Linked DNA regions of Mus musculus: regions 2, 3, 4, 5 and 6 are each linked to region 1. The links are chromatin loops, found by intact Hi-C in ENCODE. Cell type or tissue: heart. All regions are shown on one strand. Links, peaks and the distances in the headings refer to the core of each region. The heading gives the core; the rest is flanking DNA.

The links. Peaks named below come from ENCODE experiments on the same cell type or tissue, not always from the same donor. Only the 100,000 strongest peaks of a DNase experiment are listed, where the experiment ranks them.
Region 2: a loop joins it to region 1, with 6 times the contacts of the local background. A loop is called at or near these places in 23 of 42 quality-filtered maps.
Region 3: a loop joins it to region 1, with 4 times the contacts of the local background. A loop is called at or near these places in 24 of 42 quality-filtered maps.
Region 4: a loop joins it to region 1, with 9 times the contacts of the local background. A loop is called at or near these places in 29 of 42 quality-filtered maps.
Region 5: it touches region 1 in a loop (3-fold over the local background); 2 of 42 quality-filtered maps call a loop at or near these places.
Region 6: it touches region 1 in a loop (4-fold over the local background); 8 of 42 quality-filtered maps call a loop at or near these places.

The regions. Positions count from the first base shown.
Region 1 is chr6:66,838,644-66,843,515 of GRCm38, reverse strand. Gm36610 (a long non-coding RNA gene) reads left to right here and starts at 540. Exons shown (of 3, transcript XR_001785438.1): 1 at 540-774; 2 at 2,043-2,168; 3 at 3,424-3,501. In heart, for the core only: a CTCF peak has its summit at 2,677 (motif pointing left); no DNase peak of the experiment used is centred there.
Region 2 is chr6:66,953,475-66,958,346 of GRCm38, reverse strand. All of the region lies in intron 3 of Gng12 (guanine nucleotide binding protein (G protein), gamma 12), which reads right to left. Among named protein-coding and RNA genes, the nearest start is that of 4930597O21Rik, 32 kb to the right of the region's middle. In heart, for the core only: a CTCF peak has its summit at 2,883 (motif pointing right); no DNase peak of the experiment used is centred there.
Region 3 is chr6:67,140,111-67,144,982 of GRCm38, reverse strand. No RefSeq gene overlaps it. Among named protein-coding and RNA genes, the nearest start is that of A430010J10Rik, 15 kb to the left of the region's middle. In heart, for the core only: a CTCF peak has its summit at 2,544 (motif pointing right); a DNase peak (open chromatin) is centred at 4,002; H3K27me3 peaks cover 2,458 bases.
Region 4 is chr6:67,156,679-67,161,550 of GRCm38, reverse strand. It overlaps A430010J10Rik (a long non-coding RNA gene), which reads right to left and starts at 3,750. Exons shown (of 3, transcript XR_001785271.1): 1 at 3,251-3,750; 2 at 715-2,719. In heart, for the core only: a CTCF peak has its summit at 2,579 (motif pointing right); a DNase peak (open chromatin) is centred at 2,590; H3K27ac peaks cover 354 bases.
Region 5 is chr6:67,013,679-67,018,550 of GRCm38, reverse strand. Gng12 (guanine nucleotide binding protein (G protein), gamma 12) reads right to left here. Exons shown (of 5, transcript NM_025278.5): 4 at 2,708-2,826; 5 at 1-1,087. The coding sequence starts at 2,800. The coding sequence ends at 962. Among named protein-coding and RNA genes, the nearest start is that of Gm36816, 7.1 kb to the right of the region's middle. In heart, for the core only: no CTCF peak of the experiment used is centred there; a DNase peak (open chromatin) is centred at 2,590.
Region 6 is chr6:67,033,950-67,038,821 of GRCm38, reverse strand. Gadd45a (growth arrest and DNA-damage-inducible 45 alpha) reads left to right here and starts at 1,415. Exons shown (of 4, transcript NM_007836.1): 1 at 1,415-1,621; 2 at 1,711-1,812; 3 at 1,907-2,144; 4 at 3,050-3,726. The coding sequence starts at 1,578. The coding sequence ends at 3,163. E230016M11Rik (RIKEN cDNA E230016M11 gene) reads right to left here and starts at 2,223. Exons shown (of 7, transcript NR_040278.1): 1 at 1,887-2,223. In heart, for the core only: CTCF peaks have their summits at 1,426 and 2,268; DNase peaks (open chromatin) are centred at 1,351 and 2,201; H3K4me3 peaks cover 2,686 bases; H3K27ac peaks cover 2,643 bases.

The DNA of each region.
Region 1 (4,872 bases), core at 615-4,614:
AGTACATGCACAAAAGTAGATATGCGGCAGTGTATGACATAGTTTGGCAGAGTTAAAACTCTGTTACCCTATTTCCTCAGAGCCACGAGTTCCTGGAGATACCATGAGTATAGCAGGGCAGTCTAATAGAACTAACTCAACAGTTGGCAGTTTGGGGGTTTTCTTAATCTTCAAGTAGTTTGACAATTTATTGTATTCTCAGAGAATTGCTCTAATTTGTGCTTTCTCATATACAAAACCTGTCAGATTTATAAAGAGAGATTTCATTTCCCACTCTTAGCTCTGCAGCCAGGCTTCTCATGGGCAGTGAGGTAGCTTTCCTTTCCCCACAGCTTAGCCTAGAGAATGATCAGAGGGAAGCTGTGGGGTATTAAAAACTAGCAAGTTTGAAACAGTGTATGTAAGGGAGGGAAGAGAACACTCAGAATTTTCACGAGTTCCATAAAAGATTTTTGTTTCACTTTTTCATGCTTTTCAGCCCATACTCTGCAAAGAGTTTTAAAGACCCGGCACCAGGAAAGTGGAGTTCATTTCTCCAGACATAGAGTGAAATCTTCTCTTTCCCATTTCCGATTTATCAGTCATAGAACCTGATGAATTCCCAGTTTGCTTTTCCCTGGTGAAGATGGAATATTGTGTTCAGGATAAGAAGTACAGTTACCCTCAACTTTCAGGGTCCCAGAATTCCAAGCACTAGGACAGCCAGGAGTTGGTGCACACTGGAAATGAACTGAGAGTACCTTGGAATTTGCATTCAGAATGACTGCCAAGGAGGTAAGAATGCCAAGATCTTAGGATTCCTCCAGAAAGCCATGATGAATGAAGATGTTCCAAGGCTTAAAGCTAACATAACATTTTATCAGGTTAATACATGCTTTTATGTAAATATACTTTAATTTTTTTCTGTTTTTTTTTACACCTTCACATTTATATTTTTGATGAGTTTTACAATGAAGATACACTACTACAAAAACCAAAATGGTCAGGGGTTTTGGCATATTCCTCAATTCCTGACACTTCAGGAGCCTGAAGGAGGAGAATGGAGAATTTAAGGCTATCGTGGGGTGCCTAGTGATATCTTGTTCAGAAGGGGAAAAAAAATTAACCAAGTATCAATTAGGTACTCTTAAGACTAAGGTGTTCTAAGACCGAAAATGCACATTTTGTAAGAAAAAAATCTTACTGTGGTAGTTTTTCATAATTTAAAAGTGTTGTTAACTGTATTAAAAATTACTTCACATAGTTATTACCTGGACTTAATAAAAAGAAAAAGAAAACCAGAAAGTGCAGGTCCAAGGGAATGCCATACACTTTCCCACAGATCTCACCACTCTTATTGTATTATACTGTCAGGTGAGTCCCCATTTTCCCTTGTTTTAGTGGCTTTGTTTCAGTCAAACACACTGAACACCATAGATGATTTATTATTTTTTTGAGTTAAATTATTCTGATAACTATTTTAGATCAGGAATAATCCATTCATCAATAACCTTGAGAAACATAATATAAAACTATGCCTGAAGAAAGGACAGGCAGTTCAGTTAAAAGGAGTTTAGAGTCCAAATGTGATTATCCCATTTTCTTTTTGTGCTGAGAAATGTTCTGGGCATAGAGACGATATATAGTGAATATTTACACATGGATTCAGAAGTGTGGCTAGAATTTAGAATCTCCTTCCAGAGTTTGCATAGAGGTGAAGAAATGTAAAAGGTTTATTGGAACATGGACAATAACTGGGAAAATGATTCCAATCAGATTTTTTTATTCAGAACAATAATTAGATTATCCCCTCACCCCCAAATCTCTGAGGATGTTTTAGTATAAAGCAGACGAAAACTTGAAGTTTTTCTCTTCAGCTTGGGCCAGACATTGCTGTGTGAAGACACACTATTGTATGAGTGGGCTAGAGTAAATGTTCTTAAATGTATGAATGAATATTGGTCAAGATCTTTGTTTTTATAGTTTTTTTTTAAAGCTTAACACCAAACCTTCATACTCTAAAGCTCAGGTTACAAACCTGAGCTCCATTGGTCTCTCAGTAGATATCCCTGATGCAGATATCCCTGATGCAGATATCCCTGATGCAGATATCCCTGATGCAGATATCCCTGATGCTTACCTGCGTGCAGATATGGGGCTTCCTTACACCCAGGACAGAAGCACAGTTGGTAAGATTTCTCAGCACTCTAGGAGACAAAAAGAACTCGTGGTCACAGAAGACTGCTTGTCTGAAGACCACAGTAGACACTGGAAGAACACAATTCTTTTCTATTTCTGTGTTATGAACGCTGAGAAAGATTGAGAGAAGCAGGAATACCTGCTCCATCCACATGTCATCCAGGGTAATGATTTCAGTGGCCTCTTCCAGCCTCTGTAAGGAAACCCACTTTTGCTCTCCTTTCTGATGAAGCATAGATCACAGATTCACAGTGCAACCAGTTCTTCACGTTTTCTGTGACTCTTAGTAGTTAGTCACTTTTATGCCCTGACCCTAAGTGTGATGGCTGTTCTTGGTTTTCAACTTAACTGATTCTGAAATGGTAAAACCCCCAAACATGGCACACCAGTGAGGGATTTTTAGTTAATTTCAAGTGGGAAGATTTTTTTCTATTCAGGATCTTTGAATGGGAAGACCAGGTCTTTTGAGATAGGAAGTCCTGCCTTTAATTTGGGACACGCCATCTGCTGGAGGCAGATGGAAGAACATGGAAATAGGAAGTTTTTGCTTCTTGCCTGCTTGCTTTCATCTCTCTCTCTCCCTCCCTCCCTCTCTCTCTCTCTCTCTCTCTCTCTCTCTCTCTCTCTCTCTCTCTCCCTCCCTCCCTCCCTCCCTCCCTCCCTCCCTCCCTCTCTCTCTCTCTCTCTCTCTCTCTCTCTCTCTCTCTCTCTCTTTCTCTCTCTCTCTCTCTCACATACACACACAAGTTCCCTTACTCTAGAGAACCCTGACTAATACATTAAGCAAGAAGACTTTTGTTCTGAGAATGTAACTCTTTCAAGAATACTGGCCTTTGCCTTCAAATAATCTTTTTCAGATAACTTGTTGCCTGAGGAGGAACACAGCCACAATGGCTATTGTGCTTGAGTAAAGTGTAACTTGAAAGGTTTTGTACACCAGCAGACAAAAGAAACAAAAGTCAGAAGTGCTCTGAGAAGACTAGAGAGTAAAATTAACTCTGGTTTTTGGAGGAGTCCTGTTCTGTGGAAAGAAGGGACAGAGATCTCATCTGCCAATATGCAGAGTACCACTAACAAAATTATTGTCCATAAGCCTAATAAATGTAAATCATATAGTTTCTATTGAATTATTTTAGAGCCCCACTGATGAGGCCAGAATGAAAATATGCTTCAAATAGTGTTATTGTTGATTAATAGTTTTGTTACTTTTGATTCCTGATTAAAGGTCATGATCTTTTATTGCAGATTGAGGCCCCCAGTACATGAGCTATGAGAACCACCTGCATGAACCCATGACATATGATTTCTTAAAAAATTCATAAACCTCCTGAAAGAATTCAAGGAGTTTAAAGGAGACACACAGAAACAGCTCAATGAAATCAAGGAGAGCACACAGAGAATAAATGCCTGAGTGATGCCCAAGAAAACACAAACATAAGGCTGATAGGATGAAAACAATCTAAGAGAACTGAAGCTGAAATGAAGAAGAAATTGAAAACAAAACAACCCTCCCAAAACCAAAAACTAAACTAGAAAACTCAAAGAAAAACCATATAAGCAGAATGAATCAAGCAAAAGACAGAATAAGAGGGTTTGAAGATTAAAATAGAAGATCTAGGCCAAATAAGTAAGGGATATGAAAATAAGAAAAAGGAGGATGAGTAGAAGGAGGAAGAAATAAGGGGAGAAGGAGGAGGAAGAGGAGGAGGGGGAGAAGGGAAGGAGAAGGAGGAAAGAAGAAGAAGGAGGAAAGAAGAAGGAGGAAAGAAGAAGAAGAAGAAGAGAGGAAGAGGAAGAAGAGGAAGAGGAAGAGGAAGAAGAGGAAGAAGAGGAAGAGAAAGAAGAGGAAGAAGAGGAAGAGGAAGAAGAGGAAGAGGAAGAAGAAGGTGGCAGCACAGGAAAGACACACACAGAAAATGTGGGACACTATGAAAATACTAAACTTTTTAATTATAGGCATAAATGAGGGATATGAATCCTAAATCCATGGCATAAAGCAGATATTCAACAAGATCATAGAAGAAAACATCCCTAAACTAAGGAAAGACACACTCAAATTTAAGAAGCACACAGAACACCAAATAGATAAAACCAGAAAAGAAAATCTGTGTAGCATACCATAATTAAAGCATTAAGTATACATAATGAAGGAAGCAAATTGAAAGCTGAAAAAGAAAAAAAATGCAAGTCATGAATATAGGAAAACCCATCACAATAACATCTGGTTTCTTAATAGAAACTTCAAAAGCCAGAAGAGCCTAGAGGCATTCTAACTCCTAAAAGACAATGACAGCCAGCCTAAATAATGTACTCTTCAAAACTATCTGCCATGTTTGAAGGAGAAAGGAAAACTTTCAACAACATAAGACCCTAAAAACAATTTTACCCAGCAACACAAATCTAAGGAAATACAAGAAGCATTATTTCTGGCTGAATAGAAGAATAAGCCTAGCAAAAAGATTGCGTAAAGCAGTATTAAAACATAATTATTAAAACACAAAATACCTGGGGCTGGAGAGATGACTCAGTGGTTAAGAGCACTGACTGCTCTTCCAGAGGTCCTGAGTTCAAATCCCAGCAACCACATGGTGGCTCACAGTCATCTGTAATGGGACCCAATGCCTTCTTCTGTTGTGTCTGAAGACAGTGACAGTGTACTCACATACATTAAATAAATAAATAAATAAATAAATA
Region 2 (4,872 bases), core at 616-4,615, 110 kb before region 1:
GAACTTACTAGGTTATTTTATCCTACTAAGTTTTAAAAATATTTTCTATCTGCACGCAGCAAGGAATTCTGTCTTAGCCTTCCTAGCCCTGAATATTGACATGATATTCTGTCCTTAACTCCCTATGTAGACCAGACTGGCCTCAAACTCGCAGACATCTGCCTGCCTCTGCCTCCCAAGTGCTGGAACTACAGGCGTGTGCTACCATGCCTGGAGCACTGCTGTTTTAATGGCCTTTTAACTTAAAGTATGACTATAAAAAGTCCTGTCCTCTCATGACCCCGAACACATCTGTTTGTTCTCTTGTTCAGTTAGTCAGTTCATATTTACTGAGTGTCTACTCTGAACAAGTGTTCTAGGAATTGGATAAAGTGCTTCAATAAGGACACAAAAGAACTAATACAGAACAGGGTGGACAGTATGAAATACACAGGTGAGAATTTCTGAATATATGGGAGGAGTACTCTAAACCAGCAAGGAAAAGCCTGGTTCTTCAAGAAAGGCAAATAAGCAGGTAAGGCTGGAACTGGGAGCCCAGAGGCAAGAGGGTGGGGCCTCCGAGGCATGGCCAGTTTCATCTTACATCACAACAGGCCTTTGTATCCACGCATGCTACAACTGTGGATTTAATTAACTGTATAGCAAAAATATTCCGGGGGAGAGGGTAGGAAGTCATGTTTGTATTGCACATGTACAGGATTGGGGGGGGGTGTCACTATTCCCTCAACAACACAGCATAACAGCATTTATATAGGACTTGCATTGTATCTGACAGTAAAAGCAATCTACACAGGAGAGGGCCAGGTGTGTTGACACACATCTATAACCCTAGTATTTGGGAAGTCAAAGCATGAGCATTTTGAGGTCAAGCCAATTTGAGATATATATCAAGACTTGTCTCAAAAGTCAATAATGTACATATATGTACATTATTATGCAGGCACATACCATTTTATACAAAGCACTGCAGTATTAATGGCAGATTCCTAATGGTGGCTTTACTAGTGGGGACAGACATCTAAAAAGAGAGAAAGATACTGATGGCTGTGTGGACATGTGCATGTGCTCCTTCCATGACAGGAGTGGCAAGGAAGGTCAGGGTGAAGATGGGTGTTGAAAACGGAGATCAGCCAGTTCTAGGGACCCATCTAGTTCACCAGAAATTCTAGCTTCCCAGGACCCACTGTCACCTCTAGATGTCCTTAGAGGAAGAAGATGAAAGAAAAGAGAGGGGTTCCCTAAGAATTTGTCTTGGGTGAAACACAGCCCATCAACTTGTTCTGGATGAAGCCTGTTGGGGTCTCTAGAAGCCTGAGGCAAAAAAAAAAAAAAAAGTTGATGATACTCTCATCTTTTGCCTATATAAAAGCGAAATACTAAAGACAAAATATTTAAGAACTTCCTCAATAGTTATTAATGCCTCTGCCAAGTGTTTTAAAAGCTAACAATAACTTACAACATGTCCATTTTCTTTTAAGGAAAAACAGTCACAGAGAAGCACCTGCCCCGACATATGAATACTACAAGATCTCAGCAGTGCATGTATGTCCTCAGGCGCTGATGTGCACCCAAGGTTCTGGAGAGAGGAGGTTATGGAAAAAGCAAACACTAAAGCTATCACTAAACAGCACCACTGTGTCTGTCACTTGGGGGATGGAAGTACTGCAGTCGAACAAGGATAATGGGTGAGACTTTTCCTACAGATGCTCTCCATTTATAAAGCACACAATCAACGCTGAACAACTGGGCCATGGCACTGTCCCATCTCTTTAAATGATGAGATTACAGGCCTCTGCAACACTGGCTTATTTTGAATTCTTCTTTGAATACACAGAAAGTAGAGCTGTGGTAAGATTACTCCTTAATTTAATTGTAACTAGAATCTGCCCTCCCCCTCCCCCTCGGCATTTGCTAGTAGTAATACCAACAACTTAAAGTAAACTGATTTTGTTTTCAAGACTCTAGATATATGTATTCAGTTCACAGTTGAAAGTTCCTGTTTTCTGATTGATCACCTTTTTATCCTTGACAAATTCTTTTTAATGTTTGTTTTATTTTTTAAATTGTTCGTGAGTGCAGATACCTGCTAAGGCCAAAGGTTGGATCCCTTGGAGCTATAGTTCCCGGCAGGTATGGGCCACCTGGTATGGACAGTAGGAACTGAACTAAGGTCCCATGAAGAGCAGTGTATGCTCCTAATCACTGAGCCATCTTTACAGCCTCCTTGGTAAAGTCTTAAAGAGGGAGACGATGCACAACACTAGTGATAATTTGATGTGAACCACAGCAGTGGTAGGTTGTCCTAACTGTTCACTATTGTACTGGCTGGTTTTATGTGTCAACTTGACACAAACTGGAGTTATCAAAGGGAAAGGAACTTCAGTTGGGGAAATGCCTCCACGAGATCCAGCTGTAAGGCATTTTCTCAATTAGTGATCAAGTGGAGAGGGCCCCTTGTGGGTGGGACCATCTCTAGGCTGGTAGTCTTGGGTTCTATAAGAAATCAGGCTGAGTAAGCCAGGAGAGGCAAGCCAGTAAGTAACATCCCTCCATGGCCTCTGCATCAGCTCCTGTTTCCTTACCTGCTTGAGTTCCAGTCCTGACATTCTTTGGTGATCAACAGCAATGTGGAAAGTGTAAGCTGAATAAACCCTTTCCTCCCCAACTGCTTCTTGGTCATGTTTGTGCAGGAATAGAAACCTTGGCTAAGACAACTGTGTACTTAACAAATATGAAATGTCAATTTAATGGCGTCGTAACCATTTCACTCTTTACCACTATAAACGGGTGTCCAATTCTAAGCTTCTAATAATACTCTCAAGGCATGCAGAAGGAACATTCTATGCTTGGGATGGTCTGTGACAGTCATTCTCTAGTCCTCCTCCAGGGGGCGAGGAGAGCCAGTGTTGTACTGGAAAAGTCACCCTCACATTGATTTTCCCAAAGGGTTTTCCCCCCATCCCTTTTCTGCTTAGTACATCTCACTCAGACTGATGAGCAAAGTGCTTTAGCTCTTTTATGCAGAGAGAGGCAAGAGACACTTAAGGCCGAGAGAGATCGAGTACACGTCAGCACGTATCTGTACAGTCTTGCAGGCTGGATGGTTCTCCTAAGGCTTGGGTCACGGCTTCCAAGGCTCCTTTCTAAGGCCTCCTCGGTAGAGCTTTTGGTCAACCACAGATGCACGGGAGGCCTGAGAGTGAAGGCCTCCCTTCATGGGGTAGTGGTGGGACTTCATCATATCATACAAGTGCTTGGTGGCCACGAGTGACTCTGGCAGCAGTTCTCTGCAACCTGGGCTGTCTTCCCTTCTTTGGAAGAGTCAGGAGTCCTCACTGAACAACCAGGCTTAGCCCCTACCTCCTGCCAAGAGCCTGCTGTAGGCTGGGGGTTGAGTATGCTGATGACCACACAACAGGGCAAAGGGAAGGCCTGGAGGTGGGGCAGTCAGTCCTGCTACACTTACTTACACTCAGATCCAACTTTTGTAGGTTCTAAGTTTTACATTACCTTGAGAGTCTTCTTTAAACAAAGACTACAAAATTAAATCCAGTCCTGTTTATATATACTGAAGTCAGATGATCTGAAAGTTAGGGGATCATTACAAGTTTGAGTATAGTCTGGTCTACCGAGCAGACCCTGTGTCAAAAACAAAAAAACAAAACAAAAAAATAACCAAACAATGCAAAATTTGCCAGGTCTCTTGAGCTACAGGAATGGGAATGGTTGACTGCTGCCACCATAACTGAGACTCAGGAGGAAAATCACTGTCCTGGGCCCTGCTTGTGGACAAGGTTGAAAAGGCAGACAAGGTATGCCTATACATTTTTTCTTCTTCTAAGGCCACTCAGAGTAGACTACAGGTTTGTAAAAAGAAAAAAAAAGGTCTTATGACCTCAAGTGTAGGTTAGATACTCACTAAACGTTTGGTAACCAACCGTTTAAAGTGGTCTACTCTACGCCACAGACCCATCTACCGCTTCCCTTTTTGCAACTGCCTAGTCATATTTTATCTTCCAAATAAAGGAAGACTGTTGCTCAAAAGGTGTTGTCAGGACCAGCACAGGCATGGGTTTCTTGCTCATCTGGTTATTCATTCACCAGAAGAACACAGGCATGTGTTACAAAACAGACTACGAAACTAGCTCAGCCCAAACCAGTGCATACACTCCCTGTACGTACTACAGGACGACGAGACTGTAGCTCCATCTACTTTGGGCTGCCCAGGGTGGGGGTGGGGGACTGTTGGAGTGAGTGCCTGCCACATGAAAAGGCACCTTCCCGCTTAGCCTGTCTGTTCCTGTCTGCACTGGGCTATCAGCACATGGTTCCAAGTCCTGCTTTCCCCGTTCTTCCCAAGGGAAGTCACACGCTCTGCTTAGCTTCCTGTTGGCACCTGTTCTTTTACGGAAAGAAAGCAAAATAAACATCTGCACTTAGAGCAGTTATCTAATATGGCTGTAAATATGTATTTTCCTAATCCTTGTAAAAAAATATATACACAATCTGGTAGCAAAATCACTGTCTCATTTTAACAATGAAATGAGATCTAAAAAACGGAAAGCTGTTTAATTAGGTCAATGTGGCTGCTTTATATATGTACTAGTTTGGTAACTAAAAGCTTCTCAATTGCCAAATGTTCTTCCTCAAACAAAACAGACAGTAACTTTACACATAAAAGTGCCTTCGGGTTGCTGTTCATCGCTTGTCACAAGGAACAAAGCATTGTTCAAATGCATGTCCATTTGCATTTGATACCGCGACAGGAAACAACGGCCATCATAAGCGCAGTGCCAGTGTGCCGGTGCCCACTCCAAGCACTGTAAGCTTTCCTTTTCTTTCCATGACACTGGGTGCATTATCCCCATGAAA
Region 3 (4,872 bases), core at 609-4,608, 300 kb before region 1:
CGTGAAGCGTCGTTAAGGGAAAGAATCCAAAGCCCCTCACACCACGGAACAAATGCTGAGCTATGTTTTAATCTAATATATTTTTATCATAGTTATGGTTAATTTAGTAATCTTTAGTGTTTAAATTTTTATTTTAATTTCTTTAATTTTTAATCTTTAATTCTACCCTTTCATATAATTATATGTATACATACACACATACACACATATACATATGAAAATGGTTTTGGTTTTTATTGTATTCCCTCAGTTACATTCTAGGATTGTTCAGCTCTTCCCATCACCCACTTGAAGACTGGGCACACTCTATTATTCTTCCATTGTACAACTTACACACTTTCCCTTTCATTCCTGTCTCATTTTCTCCCTTTCCTTAACCTGCTATACTCTATACCTCCCACACATAACCTTCCACAGCTTTAAATAAAACCTGTAAAATCTGTGGACCCTAAAAGTATCCCACCTTCTCCTTCTCCACTTCTTTTCCCCTCTATGTCTTTCTCAAGGTTGCTCTAACGCTAGTTCCTATCCTTAGAACACCATAGCCCCCTCTCTCTCCTAATGTAAGTGACTAGTATATGCCGCAGTGTCTTTGCTTCTCCTCCAACACTTGTTGAGGTTGGTAGTGCCACTCTGGTTGACTAACTAGTACGGCATTTGCATGGAGGGCATATTCAGAAGCTATGACTGGTCTTGCAGTTAATAGTCTACACTGGGAATAATACAGAGGCAGAAGCAGGCACCCTGAGCTCTGGGACTAAGGTTCTAAGTACTCCGCACCTTCTTTCTCTTTAGAAAACAAAGAGGAAAACAGATAAACAAATTAGAATAAAACAAAATAAACAAAAAGAGAGAAAACAGAAAAGCACAGGAAACACACACACAAACACAAACATACCCATAAAAACACAAAATTGGAAGCCAGCATCAACAGTGTGAACTCATCTACAAATCCCTCTGGGTCTTAGAGGCATAAGAATCTTTAGACAGAGTTGGTGTTGGCACACTGTTGGTAAAGTGCAAAGAAAATCAGCCCTACCCACCTCTAACTCCTCAGCCTCAGGAAATGTGCACTTAGTAAATGTGAAGCCAGCAAACTTACAGGCCAGACCCGAAGTTTGACTTTGATGTTATCTTGAAGGGTACAAAGCTCAACTGGGGTCAATGACTAGTGTTGTGATACCATACCGCAGGAGGGTTGTGCAGCACGTCCCAGGGCCCCTTTATGCTGCAGCCCCTCACAGCAGGAACAAAGGTAGATGCTAGAAGCATGGTCATCCCATTCACCCAGACTTGCTTTCAAATGTGTGTAGGAAGACCCAGGTTCTGCTTAAAGACTCACTGTTCCTAGAAGGTTGCATGCTGGCATCACCAAGTTTCTATACTGTGAGGGGTGACACACTGTGGTGGCTCATCATGGGGACGCTCCCCAGAAAGAGGTGCTGTTGTAAATGCTACCTGTGAGACCAGGAGAAACCAATTCAGGGACACACATAACCTCATGGGTCTATTGAAAGAATCTTTCTCAAGAAATGAGAATCTCTCCAGGAATCTCCTGCCGGGAGAGGAAATTGCTGAAGTCTTGGGAGTCAGCCAAAGGAGAACCTCGGCTCCTAGAGAAAGATTGACAACTTGTGAAAAAAACTTTGCTTGAAAGGACTTGAAACAGAGACAAGGGTGGACAAAGGACTACATCTTACCTGACTATTTCTGACTATTTACATCACTTGCTTCTTCTTTTTTTTTTTTTTTTTGGTTTTTCGAGACAGGGTTTCTCTATATAGCTCTGGCTGTCCTGGAACTCACTTTGTAGACCAGACTGGCCTCGAACTCAGAAATCCACCTGCCTCTGCCTCCCGAGTGTTGGGATTAAAGGCGTGTGCCACCATGCCTGGCTATCACTTGCTTCTTGTTTAAACTTCACCTCTCTGTCAAGATCCCTGAATGTGGACCTCGAGCATTGCTAGAATTGTTTGACTCTTCTTAATGTGACCACATTGAGTAAATCTTATTTTTCTGTCTTCTCTATTAAAAATAAAAATAACCCATAATTTTACAGAATTTGATTATATCTGGAGATGTTCACAGTAGTAGAGTACTTGTCTAACACACTTGAGGTTCTGGGTTAGATCACCAGCAAAATACACCGACCCACCCACCCACCCATCCACCTACTCTCCCACACACCACCACCACCACCACCACATCAACAACAACAACAACAACAAAAAGCCATTCTATTTTTAGCTGACCTATGACCAAATCACCACACATCACAAAGTGCAAATGTAAAATATCATCTTGTATCAGTTTAAAAGTGTTCAGAATTTCTCAGTTATATGAATATAATCTGGCTTTGGCTTATACCGTGTTAAAATTTTTTCTCTTTGTGGTTATTGATCATCCATCTCTCTCCAAGAAACGGGATTTATTTGGTTTATTCAAGGGTTAAATTTTTCCTTAAAGAAACAAGTTTCTATATGGGTAGCGGAGGCAGGTGTTATGTACCTTAGCAGGTGAAGGCCATGGTAACACCCAGGTGATACCAGATGGTGGCGCCAGAGAAGCTGGGAACAGAAGTGTGGGTCAGCGTGGGAGGATCTTGCAATCCCTTGTTACCAAATACAAAACTTTCTGCATTCTTCAAGTGTCAGATACTTGTAAAGTGATGTGTCATGAGGTTTCACTAGCTGGCTACCATCAGCAAAGACAAGTGTTGTCAATTAGAATGAATTAGAAAGACATACCCCCACACACAGACACACAGACATACACACTCACAGTTACTGAGGCACCTAGCACTTGCCACTATCACTGTCTCCGTCTGCAGGGCTCCTTGCTGTTCATATTTTTGTATTTATGGTAAACATTATGGACAGCTCGTGCCAGCCAAGGCAGAATCTAACTGTTTCCACACGTGTCAGACAGCAGCTTCCTAGCATGACCTGCCAGCGCTTCAGGTGACAGATGTGTCTCAACCTCTCAACCTCTTATCTCTGGCCATGAGCAGAATGACTTACTCATGCTACCAGTCTTGACACCATGTATCTTACTAACATATAAACGTATCTTCTTGGTTTCATATATGGAAAAGTTAGAAAACATCACATTCCTTGACCCTTGGAAACAGCGTATCATACAGTCAGTCAGTAGAGGATAATAATACAGATATAAGCAGTGAGGCCAGAATTGAACCCAGATGGCTGTGTGTGGATTCCCATGTCTTTGACCCTGGCTGCCTGTGAGAGTCTAAAGAAGTTAGAAAAAAAAAATCCAAGAAATTGTCATAGTCAAAGACACCTGACTTAAGATGATTAAATGCAACGCGATATCCTGTGTTCCCACAGAGGTGCAGTATTTGTTTAGCATATAAGAGGTCCTGGATTCAAAACCCCAGGGAGGAAATAAAAAGTGCAAGACCAATATTTAACACAGAGAGTGTGGCAGAGAGTATGCACCCAACCACTACCCTCCATATTTGCAGAAGGCATCCAATCTGGGTTCCAGGCAAAGCACCAGGGCAAAGGGGGTCTCATCTGTCTGTGACCTTGGATATGGCACTGAAAGCTGTTTAGCTGGATCTCTCATCTCCTCTGAAGACTTTACCTTCAGTCCCTAAGCCTGTCTGCCCAGAAAGACTGTGAGATGCAGTCCTCAGGCACTCTGGTTTGTAGACTTACTGACTTGACAACAAGCCATCGCCATACACGTCAGGCCACCTAGTGCTTTAGTCAGAGAAGAAACGATGTTGAGTGATAAGAGCACCTTTCTTGTAAACATATATTTTTTTAAATTTCCTTAAAGAAAATGGCAAGAAGGGGGAAGTGTCAGCTGGGCTATGGAGCTCATTAGTCCCGGTGCTAGACGGTTAGAGGAAATTCACCACAGCCCAAGTCCCTGGGGCATCCAGTCCAGCTTGACCACTGGAGGGAAAGTCCCCTTGTCAGTATCCCAGTCATGAACTTCCAGCTTGCCAAAGCAAAACCACACATGGTGCAAACACAATGCTCGGGGAGTAATCCAGCCCTTCCTGAAGACAGCAACCTGCAGAAAACACTCCTCACACTTCCAGGGCCAGGGATCACTCTGTACTGCTGAGCCAGGGCCCAGCCTGGGGAGCCACAGCAAGGGTGTGGCCTCACCGATACCTTTTCCTTCCCTCCCTCCTGTCCTCATACTACTGTTATCAGGGTTACCTGTGCTTGAACACTTCCGGGCTTATTCTCTTCTGCTCCACTCTGCAGGGAGGAGCCCCAATCTTAGGAAGTTTACCTGGCTAGCTGTGGTCACACTGTGGGTAAGTAGCCATGTCAGGACTCTACCCCATGACCTGACTCCAAGGCCATTCATAGTTTTCCACACCAAGTGTCTCTCTCATCCCGAGATCCTCCACCCTGTCCCCTGGCCACCTGTGGTTTCCTGCCTCAGCCAGATGAAGCTGTGCAGCTACTGCGTTTTTTCCCCGGGAACCTTCAGCAGTCCCTGCTCTTCACTGTTGAGTCACAGCTTCTTCGTGCCATGTCCTCCGCTGGAACAGTCATAGGAAAGTGTCTGGAAACTCCCCTGGGTCTTATCAGCAAAGAAATTCGGTGAAGGTAATTCCTTTGCTTTCTCAGACTTCACCTTGCCCCGAGAGAATAAGGAAGGCTGGAAGGCGCGAGTGTGAAAATGAGCTCTTGGAGTTAGAGGAAGCTTTCCATGATAACACAGGGATATGGCAGTCCCTGTAAACACTCTAGTGACAGCTGGTCTTCAAGGGCCTGACGACAAGAGGCACTATGTCTAGTGCTCCCCTCCTTGTCTGGTCCTTGTCCCCCACAACATCAGCCCAAAGCAACAGCTAGCACCAATCAAATGCCTATTGTACTAGAG
Region 4 (4,872 bases), core at 272-4,271, 320 kb before region 1:
GGCACTTGTAAAACTCCTGCCTTTGTGTTTGAAAATGCCCTCAATCTCTTACCTTTAAACCCAATGCAGAGAGCACCGACTCTGCATCCTTAACTCCCACAGCAGTGACATTTAATTCAGCTCAAACAACTTGGCCATAAACCCAGTCCTAAGTGGACAGTAAGTTTCTCTATTCTCTTTGTTTTACTTAATGTGATTTTTTTTTTTTTAGTTTTTTTTATTCCACTTTATTTCTTTGTATTTCTCCAAAACAGTGATATCTCTCTCTGTCTCTCTCCCTCCCTCTTCCCCCTTAATGTGATTTTTTTTTTTTTTGAAGATAGTGGTTATAGACTATAGCTCCAGATCCTACTAGAAAAGATACTCAACTAACCCCCTGCTCTGCAGGAACTCCTGGCCGTGCCCAAGATGGCTCTGTTTCCCTTTGAACACTGTGCAAAATACAGACAGCAAGGGTGAACTTGAAGATCCAATTATCAAAAAAAAAAAAAAAAAAAAAAAAAATCATGTTCCGACTTGGCCTTGCCATCTCACTAGGGCAGAGTGTTCATTTTTAAAATAATGATAAAATTAAACAACAACAAACAAACAAATAAACAAAAAAACCAACAAAATGCAACATACAATAGAGCCCACTTTGGAACCAGAAGGATGAATGTGGGAATTTGCTAGGAAAACAAGAAGGGACCCAGTCAGGACTAAGTAATGGATTACCTCTGTGAGAGTCTCATCTCCAGCTTCTTTGTCCACTCATTTATTATCTCAGCAAACACAAGCAGGCCTTATCCTGGTCTGGGGAGTGTGACTCGTGTCCAAGAAGTGCACATTCTAGTGAGCAGACATATCTGTGAGAAAGTTGTGCACAGGGCGCATGTTTTCTCCTGGGTCCTAGCTTCTTACCAGCGTCCAGATATTGTCTGAGCTTAAGGCACAGAATGAGAAATCCCCTGGCTAAAGGCATTTCCTTCCCACTTTCATTTTAAGATTCCACTCTTAAAGAAATCTACTGGAAGACTGGGTGCGGTGGTGTACAACTATAACCCTAACACTCAGAAAGCTGATGCAGGAGGATTAGAATTCTGGGCTAGACTCAGCTACCTAGAGAGACCCCCTCTATACCCCCAACCCCAAAGAAAGTGAGCTATTATTGATGAGCATACTACTTATTTTTTTCTTGTTACTTACAGGAGGGAGGGCTTATAACTTGGCTCACAGCCAGGAAGACATGGTGGCAGGAGCCTGAGGCAGCTGGCTCACCATGTCTGGATTCAGGAAGCAGAGAGTACGGGAACTTGGCTCAGTTACTCCTTTTTACTCAGTCTAGGGTCCCAGTCCCTGGAATGGTGCTGCCCACGTGTAGGGTGAGTCCTTTCACACCTAATGCCTGATCTCCAAACTTATTGTAAATCTTCTCATGTTGACAGTTAAGACCAACCATCACAATGAGCAAGGGGGAAAAAAAAAGAAAGTTGTGAACCAGAAAAACCTGCCCACTCCCTTTTCTGTAAAAGCTGGGGATACTCCCATGACATTACCTGAGACTCCTGTGTGGCACTTGAAAACCTGAAGGTTTTACTTTTACTTTTTTCTATTATCTTGTATCGCCTTGTGATGTATTTTCAATGCCCTGTTCCTTATCTGCCTTAGCAAATTCAAGCACTGTTGTCTGCACCCATGTTGGAGAGGAGATTATTGTCTCCCTTTTTGAAATAAAACTATAAGAAAAGACCATCTTTGCTGGGCTTTGCGCTCATAAATAGGTCAGCTAACTAGGAGAATCGTAAAGCCCTTCTCTTTTAAGTGGACTTCAGTTACCTTTGCAGGCAGTTGGGTCAGGAGGGAGGCCAGCTGCTGTAACAGTGTTTCCAGCACCATGCTCCCCCAACACGGGGCTTTGTGGGAGTCTATGGGCTTTCTCCAATACCATTTAGCATGACCCTACTGTGACCCTGCAGAGGCCAGGTTAGTGTTGCCACTCTTATGCTACAGATAAAGGGGAAATATTCTGGGAAGTAAAATGACAAGCTCAAGTGGCAGAAGTTAGTTTCCAACAGGGTCTAATGGCACGGACATGCTAATTACTTAACAATGGCAGAAGATGAGACAATGGTTCTTGCTAATCCACATATGACATAGCATGAACATTGGGGTAGGGGAAGGGAGAAGAGTCTAATTCTCTCTTTCCTCCTTTCTTTTCTGTTCTCTTTCCCTCTCTTCCTCCTTCCTTCTAGTCCATTTGAAAAAGAGACGAGAAGGGAAGAAGAATTTATCAGATTAATAAGCAGATAATCACAAATTAGCAGTCAAGTGTTATGGAAGTTGAAATGATGCCGCAGATTTGAAGCAGTGTGTCAGAAACATAATAACCAAGGCTGATCTATAGACAAATGTTTAAAAACAAAACAAAACAAAATCAAGACGTTTCTTAAATTACAAGTTAGGACGGGGGATAAAGTGTAGCGGTTGTCTACTATACACAAAGCCCTAGATTTCATCAGCCCCAACAGCCCCGCCCACACCGACACAGAGATCAGACAATTGCTCACATTTATTGCCGGCAGAGACGATTTAGACATTTGCCACATGGGGGCGCTTGATACCATCAGGTCATGAAGGAGAGCTTCCTGCTAGACCAAGTTGCTGAATGGCTCCTCCTCACCCTATTCACTCTATGTCACAACAAGGGCTCAGAGGAATACACAGCTCCACCCCGGAAGACCTAAAAGTACAGCAAACAACGTAGTGAACCCCTTGTGTCAGCTGTCCAGCTTCAACAAGCACCAGCCGCACTGGGTCACCTTTCCTCTTAATGTCTCACTGCTATATTCCCTCTTCTCATTATTGCAGTTAATCTCAGACGTAGACACATGAAGGTCAATGTTTTGGTATGTTTATGACAGTTTGAGAGAAAAAAAAAATGATTACTAGTCAGTCCCGCCACTGTTAAGACGCCCGACTGAATGGGGTGGATAAGCAAGAACATTTTGTAAAGGACTATGATTTCATGCATTGTTATTCTGCCCTCCAAGAAGATACGAATATCGTTATTTAGTTCAAAGGTGAGCGTTGGGGAAGAGTATCTGTGCCGAAGATGGGCTGGGGACTCAGCATCACGTCACACCAAGGATGTGTTTTCCGTGTTCTAGTAGAGTGCTTTCTGCTACCTATACCTAACAGCACTCTGCCATGGCTGGAAGCTACCAAGACCTTCCAATGTCTGCCCTTTTCTTCCTGTGTCCCATGTACTCACCCAATTTCCCAGGCACTAGGTTAATCCCTTCAGATTACTCCCTTCTCAGATGGAGGAAGAGTTTCCATACTCAGGATTCCTGGGGAGAATTAAGCTCCTTATTTAAAAGGTTGTTTTCTCCCATTGCAAGCCATTAGAAAATGTTATCCAGCAACCTTGACGAACTTGTAAATCAACTGATAATAGGTGGGTTGTTGTGACAGTGTACATCATAGTCCTGGCATCCAGGAAGCAATGGCAGAAGGATCTCAAGTTTGAGGTCAGCCTATACAGTGACCTAAATAGCGAGACTTGTTTTGTTTTGTGTGTGGAGGGATGGCTCAGTGGTTAGGGGCACTTGCTGCTTTTACAGAGACCTGAGTTGAATTCCCAGCATCTGTGTGGGGCAGCTCATAACTTCTAGTAACTCCAGCTCTAGGGAATCTAACACCTTCTACCCTCTGCAGCCAACAACACACATGTAGCACATGTAAATAAGAAATATCTTTACGTGTATATACATATATATATATGTGCATATATATATATATATGGTATATGTATATGGTATATGTATGTATATATAGTGGTTGGGATAAGTTTTTGTTTAAAAACTAGGCAATTGTATTTAAATGTGTTCTTAAGTAGATGACTTTGAGTTTGTCTGTGACAATAAGGGATTAAATGAATCCTTGGTGACTTGGGGGAAATGGTTTAACATTATGAGAGAAGGAAATTGGCCAGCCATGAAAACTTAAAAGCATGATAGACTTCAAGGACTGGCCTTATATCAGTCTTCTGGTGAGAAGGACACTTGGCCAGCAGACCTGAATGATGAAGTCCTTTGGCAAGGCAATCCCTGTAACGGTTGAGAACTCCATTGACAACTAAGCTGGGGAACACATTTCATTTAACACTTGTTCACCAAGTCTCCTTTGAATAATTTGGCTTTGTAGGAATGGACTTTTCAACAGGGCGAGAACACGTTGGTCTGGCCAGTATGAACTTTTAGCAGTGTCGAAGCTGATTCTCTCACCACAAACAAATCAGCTGGCTTTCGGGTCATACCTTGGCTTCTGTGTTCCCTTGCCCTGGAGGAGATATTGGTCTCTCTTAGAGGATTCGCTTTCTCCCTGACAGCTTTTGTCCAGTCTGTCATCCAATGAACACACAACCTGTGCTCTTGGTTTGTCTGGTTGCCTGAGGGACGAGTTTTAGGCAGAGAAAACCAACAGAGACATATCTACTCTTGAGAATGAGAACAGAATGCAGAGGTCCTGAGATCTCAGAGAGATTTAGTCTCTGGACACGATGCTCCTAGGCCACTGCACAGGAAACTGAAGATCTCCATGCCTTAAAGGAAGAGTTGGGATTCTTGTACTCCCACCAACGCGCCCCCCCCCCTCAAACCAGTTGGTTCAATTTGGCTAGCGAGCTATCTTATTCTCACTGACAGGAGACCAGGCAGTTCTCAGAAGAACTGTGTCATGTTACCTCCTTCTGTTACATCTTTTAGTGGCTCTTACCTACAGTATCAAGTTCCCTTAACAGAAAAACTGAAAAGCTGATTGCTTCTCCAGCTCAAACATTAGACCTCTGTGTGGCTACAAGGCACACTACTATTGAAGGTGTAAAACGAAAAT
Region 5 (4,872 bases), core at 331-4,330, 180 kb before region 1:
CAGGGCTGCCTGTGAAGCTGGGCGCAGGAGAGCAGCTGTTTTTAAGAATTTCTCCTCCCTCTCCGAGATTGTGAGGCTCTCGGTCCCCTCTTCCATTCCAGTCATGAGGGTGGAAGTTTCTGAGGTGGCCACCCCCAATCCAGCAGAGATCAAGAGCCCTGGAGTGGAAGCTGCCTCCTGAGGGTCTCTTCCCCTTTCTTAGCCTCAGGATCAGAGAAGCCCAAATGACTGATATGAGTTAAGACCCCATCAAAGGGCTTTCAGTTTTAGCCTTAGGTTTTTAATTGGCACAGTTTATTGTAGACTAAGGGGCCAGCACAATTCCAAGAGAGGAGTGAGAACAGCATCAACTCATTATAATGCAGATGATCTTTGCAACGTTCTTTCATTACCTTTTTTTTTGTACAAAAATTTCACGGAAATTTACCTACACAGAGTCAGGATAATGATGTAACTCTGAAGGGAGGGAGCTACCGCAGGAAGTTTCAGGGTGGTTAGTGCCCATAGTGCAAAAAGGTATGGTTGTAGACACATGCCTCCTCCCCAGATCCCTTACATGGGATATAGGTTGGCACAAACATTATTAAGAACAGAATATAAAGGTTTTTGACTGAAGTGATTCTCGACATTTTAATTTGCCGGTGCTTAGACAATGTAGGTCTTGACATATCTTAATCAATTATATTTTGTAAAGACAAGCTTCCCACAACTCCCCTGCCATTTTCCTTATACAGTAACCCAATATGATACCATAGTTATCAAATAGAAAATAAGATTGTTATTCTGTATTAAATCAGTAAAGGGTGAAGAAAGGACAACTTGAAAAAGAGAGACTTCAGGGTCTATTATTCCGAGAGAAGGGTGTTTTAGTTACTAGCTGTGGTTACCAGGTAAGCTGAAGGAATCCCTTCAGGTTGCTGCTGTGGTTTGCGTTAAGAGGCAAGGGGCGCTTCCTGGTCCACTATAAGATGATGCAGGTCTTCTTATCCTTGAACGGGTTTTCTGAGGTCGGTATGCCCATCAGCAGGGGGTCGCTCCGGGCATGCTCCTCACAGTATGACATCAGGTCTGCTGATGCTTTTGAGACCTGACATGGACAAAAATAAGAAAGAGAAGACTTTACTGACAAATGTCAGTAGTGTAACTGAACCCAATAATCGGTGACATAGCATGACCTTCACACCGCTCGTCAAGTGCAGGGAAAATGGTTCCTGGCCAGTAAGACCTGCCTTAACCAAGTGATCAGAGGAGGACATCTCTCCTGCAAGCAAAAACATTTAGCTAGAAACAGGCAACAATCAATCTCCATTCTAAGAGATGGCAACTCTGTGAAACAAGCTGCCTGGATTCCCCATAAAACATGTTGTTACAGAAAACCCTGAAGAGCAATGATTTTCAAGTGGTTTAAAGTAAAAGTCCTAGTGTTTTCTATATGAACATGGAGCAAAAGAGACACACTGAGAGAAAATGAAAGCAAATGACATTTAACAATACTCAATGGTAAGAAGTGTAAATAAACTCCCGTGAAATGGTGGTGAGTGGGTGAGGCTCCTGCTGCCAAGCCTGATGACCTCTGTTCTTCCCCCAGGCCCCCCAGGCCCCACATGGTGTGAGAGAACAGCCTTCTGTGCTGTACTCTGCCGTCTACGTGTGTGCTTATTACTGACGCACACACACACACACACACACCCCAAAAACATTAATAGTAAAAACTGAGTATTTGAACATTTGCCATTCCTCTGCAGTATGCAATGTTTCAAAATAAAAGTTAGGGACAAAGAAGGAAAGGCATGCGAGTCAAGAGGAAGTTTACATTTTAGTTTCTAGGTAAGAGGAAGAAGACTGCTCCACAGAGCACAATTGAAGAATTGAATAGTGGAGCTCATACTTGAGTAGGCTTTGAGAGTTGCTCTCCGTGATACTAGTGTGGGGGAAGTGAAAGGCACACAGGAGCACGGGAAGTCTCCATGCCTTTCTCTGGAGTGGCATGTGCAACTCTGTCTTGTGAAGGGAGTCTGGAGGTAGACTCCAGGAGTGACAAGATCAGAGCTATGAGGGCCACCACAGGAACCTCAAGCTTTGCAGACAGGTGACTATCTCCAGTCAGGTAATTGCTCCCATTTCAGGAAACAGCATGAGTCATAACATTCCAGTGCTCTCAAGGGCCAGTCTTCTCAGGGTTGAAGGAAACACTTCAAGGTCAAGGTACCTAAGAAAATGTATCTGCCTCAAGATGGGGTCTCTATTAACCCTGGGGCACAGGGCAGTCACTCAGTGGCACACCAAAAGGCAGCCTTTTTGTTTTGTTTTGTTTTCTGCAGGAAGAGTCAAACTGGCAGTTACCTGCAACACTTTGATAACTCTGTAACCCTTGATAAATTCTGGAAGGGTGACAAGGATGTTTATCACCTCCCCAGGGAATCCTGTCCCCACTCAGAAGACAAGGCTTGATCACACTCAGTCAGGAAAGCAGGCACTTCCAGCTTGTCCTGGGCTTGACAGAGAGACCAGCTTAGAGATCGGCTCCCTCAGCTGTTTTGGAATAACACCTGTGGTGGCTAGGAAATGAAAACTAAATTCTTGTCAGCCTGCTCCAGGAAAGGCCTGGAAGCAAGCCGCACACAGCTGTTTCTTCTCCGACCCATGCTCCCGCCCAGGAAGGGTGGGGGAATTACCCAGAACACGCCACCGGGTCCCTCACACTTGCCTTTATTCTTTCGATGGAGGCTTCCAATCTCAGCTGCTGCACAGTTCTCCTGGCTTGGGCTATGCTGTTGGTGCTTGCCGTCTTGCTGGACATCTTTGATGAGTCTTCTTTCTGAAAATCTGAAGAGAAGTTTTAAGAAGGTGAACAGCATTTCCTTTGGGTTATTTGAACCTTTATTAAAATGGGTTACTTGAAGGAGACTGGCTGCATATCCCCAAATATCCCAGCCAGAAATGCCCTGCAGTAATTTTGGTGACGATCTAGATGTGCCAGAGTATCTACAAAACCTTTCTGCAGAAATTTAGCACGAATCAGTTTACTCTGTGTGCGCTGACATACTACAGAAGTGTCCTTTAAAGAACTTCCTAAGAAACAATGAAGTAGTTAAAGGACCTACAGCAAACATAAGTGTCCGGCAGCAGAGCATGCTACCATCACCACAACCCATAAGAGAAGGCTTCATTTCTATTGGTCTGATGAAAACTTCAAGTCGCAGGAAATGATGAGAAAGTCCTCTCCTAAAGCACTCTACACACAGGGCAACTGTTAGGGGACATCAGATGCGCAGTAAGTTTAAGACTATTGGTAGGTAAAGTCCTTATTTAAAAGGGAGTTAGGGGGAACTTCCAGCTGAAGGACTCTCCATGATAGATCTACAGTAAATGCCAAATGTATAATAGCCTGAAATGTTATCATTCCTTCCTGCTTTATCCCAATGGCCAAGACCCTTGCTCAACCTGCCCTCTAATGTTAGAGGGTTGACCCTCCTCTCTGGCCTGAGCCTTTGGATTCTACTCCACCCTGTTGCCTTGTCTGTACAACCAGATGATGCAAAGCAGTGGAAAGAGCCTGGCCCTTGAGCTTTGACCTGTCTGCTTAGCCAAGGGCACCATTTCAAGAGGAGGGCAGGTCCAGGGCAAGTGCTGCCTGGTGCCCCTTCCATATATGGTTACATTCATGCCTAGAGTGGTGGCAACTGGAGAAAAAGGCTGAGCTGGCAGGAAGGTGGCAGTTTCATGACTCATGGGAGCAGGTGGGCAGTAGGTGTGCCTCCCTGGCACTATGTGAGGACTCAGCAGTCTAGGGCACCATGGCGCCAGTAGCAAACCCAGGCTGACTCATTCTTTGGGAGGGCTTGCTGCTGCACAAGACTTAGACTAGACAAGGTAGAAAAACCCAGTAATATAGACCGAGTGAGTGACTGGAGACACAGATGTCTCCAAGGGCTGAGTCAATGATCTCAGAGGGCTGAACCCTTTGGTGTTCATTTTTACACATTTATATGAAACCAAAACACATTCAAAAACCAGAGCCAATGATATCCCTTCGATCGGTGTGCAGGACTTTGGACTAGGCCTTGGCTTGGCGTCGCGTCGGGCTTCCAGGTACCAGGCTTGGCTGCTTCCCTGCAACTAATCAGGAGGTTGAGAGTGGGCAGGTTGTTTCACTTTGACTGTTTATCTTCTCGTTGGTAAGAGAAGGGCACCATTAGCCACCTCCACAGCTTATGCAGATCTAGTATGGGGTCCAGGACAATGGTGGTCTACAGACTGCAGCTGTGGGCAGGACTGGAATCTCCTCCCTCTTCCCCTACCTGCTCAGTGAACCTCAGGGCTTCTGATTAATTTGGTCGAGGCAGGGCCCTTTCCAACAAGTCATTAGGCAATTTTGCCACATCAGTATCAGGACAGAGCCAAAGGTGTGGTGACAGTCACTAGGAGATTAGGGGAATAGGGAGGCCCCAGTAGGACAGAGGTACAAACAAGGAAGTGTATGGCAGGGCAGGGTGGCCTTGCCTGGTCTTGAGGCCTTAAGTGACCTTAATTCAACACACAGACTAACAGACTCTTCCTCAGCTTCCAGACATGCAGCCCCACCCAAGAGAGAGGCTTAGGGTCTCCAGGGGAGCAGGAAGGTGCCTCCCATCACAGACTTGGCCCACATCCCTTAATATGCATGCAGGCCAGGGTCTATTAATCATGGTCTGAAGTGCCGGCAAGGCATGGGCAGCCTCACCTTGCACAGAGTGCAGGGCCCTGACATCTGTCCCTGCAGCCTGGGAGCCTGGACTCTCTTTCCAGTTGGAGGTTGGTTGAATGTGACCCTGACTCTCTTTCTGCATGGCTGTGGTTTGTAGGCTTCACCTTCAGGGTTTCACTATGTTC
Region 6 (4,872 bases), core at 451-4,450, 200 kb before region 1:
AATCCCAGCACTCGGGAGGCAGAGGCAGACGGATTTCTAAGTTCGAGGCCAGCCTGGTCTACAAAGTGAGTTCCAAGACAGTCAGGACTACACAGAGAAACCCTGTCTCGAAAAACCACCCCTCCCCCCGCAAAAAAAATCTTAAGGATAACTCACATGTACCTCTGCAAAATTTACTTCTGTAACTGTAAGCTACCCAGTGACCTCAATATTAGCACTGTTAAGAATGCAAGCATATGGGCTGCAATTTCACCACTCTCCGTGACTAGTAGGTTCAGGCAATGCTTTTGTATTTACTGAATAAGCTCATAAAACAAAGAGAGTTTTGAGCTATCCAGTAAAAGTTTGCATTAAAAATTGTTTTTACTTTGTAACTCCTGCTTGCAGTTACGAGGGTTTGCCTTCTACCTACAAGTTGCTATTATCTCAAAGGTGAAATTTGAGCACATGGCTAAAATGTACTACAGTTACAGCTTCATGATTCAGCTTCAGTAATTCAGAGTGAGCTCATAGACAGTAAAGGTGGTGTCATACTCTTCTGCCTGTGATGGGACGCTCAGGGAACATCGTGAGCACCTCGAATTTCCATGATGGCACCTCTGAATACCACAGAATTTCTCTCTTAGCTCTTACTTGATCAGAAGGAGCCTTCTTCAGGAAGGATTCTAAGAACGGTGAATTTGGCTCGTTAAACATGCGATCACCAGCTCCCCACCTTACATGGAGTAGGCAGAAATTTCACCAACTTTTTGTGGAAAAGATTCCAACTTGGTACTGTGCCACCACTACACACAAATGCGATTTTTTTTTTTTTTTTCTTCTCCCTGGAGTTTCAAATTCTCACAACCAACCAAAACCAAATCAAACCAGCCATCAGGGCACCAAAAGACTACTACTGGGAATAAGCAGGTTTACCTGAAACTTGCATATAAACACTGAAGCAAGCTTTGCCCGGCATGTCTGGACACTTAAAAATATGCTTACTAACAACAGCTAGACTGGAGTGCATTAATCCCTGGAAGTAAAATTTAAAAAGCAGCCCCTTAACACAAAGGGCACGAAACGACAATCAAAAGATGTCCACAACCAGAAAAACAATTGGCAGGCTGTTTCAGTCAGAGCTGAGGACACTTGAACCACTGCAAAGCCCTCCGCACCAGAAGGCTCCACAAACTACCTAGAGCTGGCTCAGGACCCCACCAACCGGGTTTCAGCACCACCTTCGTCCCGTGGGCTCCCTCCCGCGTAGCTCCGCCCCTTTCCGCTCAACTCTGCCTTGCTTTGGTGGAGCGAGGGTCTGGGTGTCAACGTCTGCTAATTTGCATAACCCAATGGCCTGACTGCATGCAAATGAAGCTGGACCTGGTTGGCTGAGGGCTAGCCCCATATCTCCGGAATCGGGCCCTTTGTCCTCCAGTGGCCCCGAGGCAGCAGTGCAGAGTTCCCCAGCGAGGCTAGGCGAGCAGCCGGCCGGCCGGAGCGGAGAAGGGAGGGTGGGAGCGAGCGCAGAGCCGGCGCCGCGCACTGTGGGGGCCAGGAGCAGCCCGCGCGCCGAGGGAGGGACTCGCACTTGCAATATGACTTTGGAGGAATTCTCGGCTGCAGAGCAGAAGACCGAAAGGTAAGTGTGCCTGCCGACTCGGTGGCCGCCGCCCCTCCCGCCTCGCGTCCGGGGACCCGGCTGACCCGCTCTCACCCTGCCGCCCGCAGGATGGACACGGTGGGCGATGCCCTGGAGGAAGTGCTCAGCAAGGCTCGGAGTCAGCGCACCATTACGGTCGGCGTGTACGAGGCTGCCAAGCTGCTCAACGTGTAAGTGGCCCGCGTTCCCCGCTCGCCCACCCACCCGCCTCTACCCCGCGCCCCCCTGAGCGTATGCAACTCACCGCTGCCCCGCTGCCCGCAGAGACCCCGATAACGTGGTACTGTGCCTGCTGGCTGCTGACGAAGACGACGACCGGGATGTGGCTCTGCAGATCCATTTCACCCTCATCCGTGCGTTCTGCTGCGAGAACGACATCAACATCCTGCGGGTCAGCAACCCGGGTCGGCTAGCTGAGCTGCTGCTACTGGAGAACGACGCGGGCCCGGCGGAGAGCGGGGGCGCCGCGCAGACCCCGGACCTGCACTGTGTGCTGGTGACGGTAAGAGACCCGGGGCTGCAGCCCAGAATCTGCTGGGGTGGACCTTGTCCGAGCTGAACGCTGATCTCGCGGGGGTTGTGATAGGGTACGGAGCGTGTCTAAGCTCGTGGGTGGCCTCCAGCGGCGGAAGATATCCCTGTGAGTCAGCAAGCTGCCCAGCTGCTACCTCTGCTTACCTCTGCACAACCTCGCGTGGCTAATTCTTTGAGCAGAACAGATTAGATAAAGCCAAATAAATTCCCGGTTTACCCTTCGTTAAGAAGTTAGCTTCATTCTTCATTTGCTGTCAAAGCTAAAGGTAGAAGTGGTGTAGGAGACAGACCTTATTAATTCCCTGGATATAGATAGATACTCTGAAGTGTACCGAGTGGAATTCTTTTCTTTGCTGCTCTTGAGTTTGTTTAAACGAGCTCCCTCCTCCCCACCGCTTAAAAATGTGTGGTGGGTTGATAGTGTTTTCAGAAAGAACCGTGCTGTCTAGGTCTTCTGGTTTTTTGTTTTTGTACTCTTTCTCTTCTGACTTGTGTAGGGAAGTGACTGCCTGGTTACTTGTTGCTGCCAGTAAAATGTGCTATTCATCGTCAGGGAAGATAAGAGTTCAGCAGCTGCCTGCCCTGCAGCCCTCACCGTGCACACAGCCTGAGAATGCTTTTCAGGAGTCTTTTACTTATGACCCACCAGGGTACATGCTTGGAAGGGAGGTCTTAAGAATGGTAACCTCATGCAGAATGGGGTAGTTAATATGCAAAACTCTGTGTAGTTCCGTGCACGTTACAGGTGTTTAGACTATGCTAGATGCTGTTTTTAACAGAATGTTCGGGGTTTGGCCCTTTCAAAAGTAGCACAATTAGTAGCAGAAGCTGATTATTTTCCGGGGAAGTAATTTTTTCAAAATCTGTTCACAGAACCCACATTCATCACAATGGAAGGATCCTGCCTTAAGTCAACTTATTTGTTTTTGCCGGGAAAGTCGCTACATGGATCAGTGGGTGCCCGTGATTAATCTCCCGGAACGGTGATGGCATCCGAATGGAAATAACTGAACCAAATTGCACTGAAGTTTTGAAATACCTTTGTAGTTACTCAAGCAGTCACTCCCCACGCTGATGCAAGGATTACAGAAACTGATGTCAAGGGGCCGAGTTCAACTGCACGAGGGCTCAGAGATGACTTTGCAGAGGGAGAGAGAGGTGAGCCTGAAGAAGGAAGCTGCGAGAAAAGAGAAATCCAAGGCAAAAGGGACAAAAACTACAAAGCACTGCAAGAAAGAAAACTGCTAATTTAGGATGGCCAGGTTACTTTCAAATAAGCCAAATATTGCTTTGTTGAAACTTTAAATGTATAGCAATAGTTTGGGTATTTTTTTTCTTTTTTTTTTTTGGTCTTTATGCCCTCAAATAAAAGGAAAGTAAAAGAGGATTAATCATATTTTCAAGCCACAGTTTAAATGTATTTTGATGAGATGTTAAATTCTCAGAAGTTTTATTATAAATCTTACTAAGTTATTTTATGATGTGAAAGGTTATTTATGATAAAGTTTTTGAAGCACATTATCTAAAATAAACTGGTATGGAATAATTGTGTCATTTCTCAACGTGTGGTTTGTGTTTTACAATATTGATTATTGGACATTCTATTGAAGCTTTGCTGTATTTTACACTAGGCAGGAAGATGGTGGGGGGGGGCGGTTGTAGAGGGTCGGGGTAAGGAAAAAGGGAATATGGCAAGATTCACCTTGCAAAGTCTAAATTACAGTGAATGACTTAAATGCTATAATTAATTGCATGCAAAACGTGGAAGCAGAGAGGAGGGTTACCAAAGCTGCTTGAAGATGAGTGAAGCTTTTACTGAGGAAAAAACATTTCATTGGAGGCATCAAAGATCACAGCCTGCAGAGAGACCTACGAGGGTGTCTCTGCCTGCCTCTGGTGTAGGCAGATAAGTGAGAGAGGGTTGGAAAGGTGGGGGTTCAGCTCAGATGCTGACAGGAGTTCTTGCATCACCATTATGTATTTGAGCTTCTTTCTGTGAACTTGCCACAGTCTGCAGAAGGAAGTGACCTGGTCAGTGTTGTAGGTAGATAACTTGGGGAGGTATGGGGTAGTAAATAGGGTGAGTGGCTGGCTATACAGTACCAGCGTAAGGGAGAACCGTGGCAAAGGGCAGGTTTTGTCAAGTTGTAGCCTCTTCCCAGAGAATTTCCCCTACTGCTGTGAGAGGTCTGATTATGTCAGGGAAGAAGTGTCAGAGGAAAAAGAAGAAGAAAAGACTTCAGTAGAAGAAGCCTTTCTACTGTCTGGTTAGAAAGCACCTGGTAATTAACTGTAGCTGGGAGGCAGAGGCAAGGGAAGCAAAGGTGTGTGCTGAAGACAAAGCCTGGCAGAGCTATAGTCTCCACTGTTTGCCCCTCTCCCTCCCCTCCTCCTCCCCCTCCCTCCCTCTCTCTTCTCCTCTCTCTCTGGAGCTCTCTCTTTCTCTATTTCCCTCCCTCCCTCCCTCCCTCCCTCCCTCCCTCCCTCCCTCCCTTCCTCTCTGGAACTCCTTGGGCCCCTACTGTTTGCCAGCCTTCTTGTGACCATCAGGGAGAGCAGAAGAAACCACAAAACCCTTAAGCTTCTGCCCATCTTGTATAGGCCTATGAGCCTTCTGCTTTTCTACTCTTAGGAATGTGGATTTCTAGGCCTTATTTAGTCTTTGCTTGAAGACAATGTGTAATCCCAAACAACTG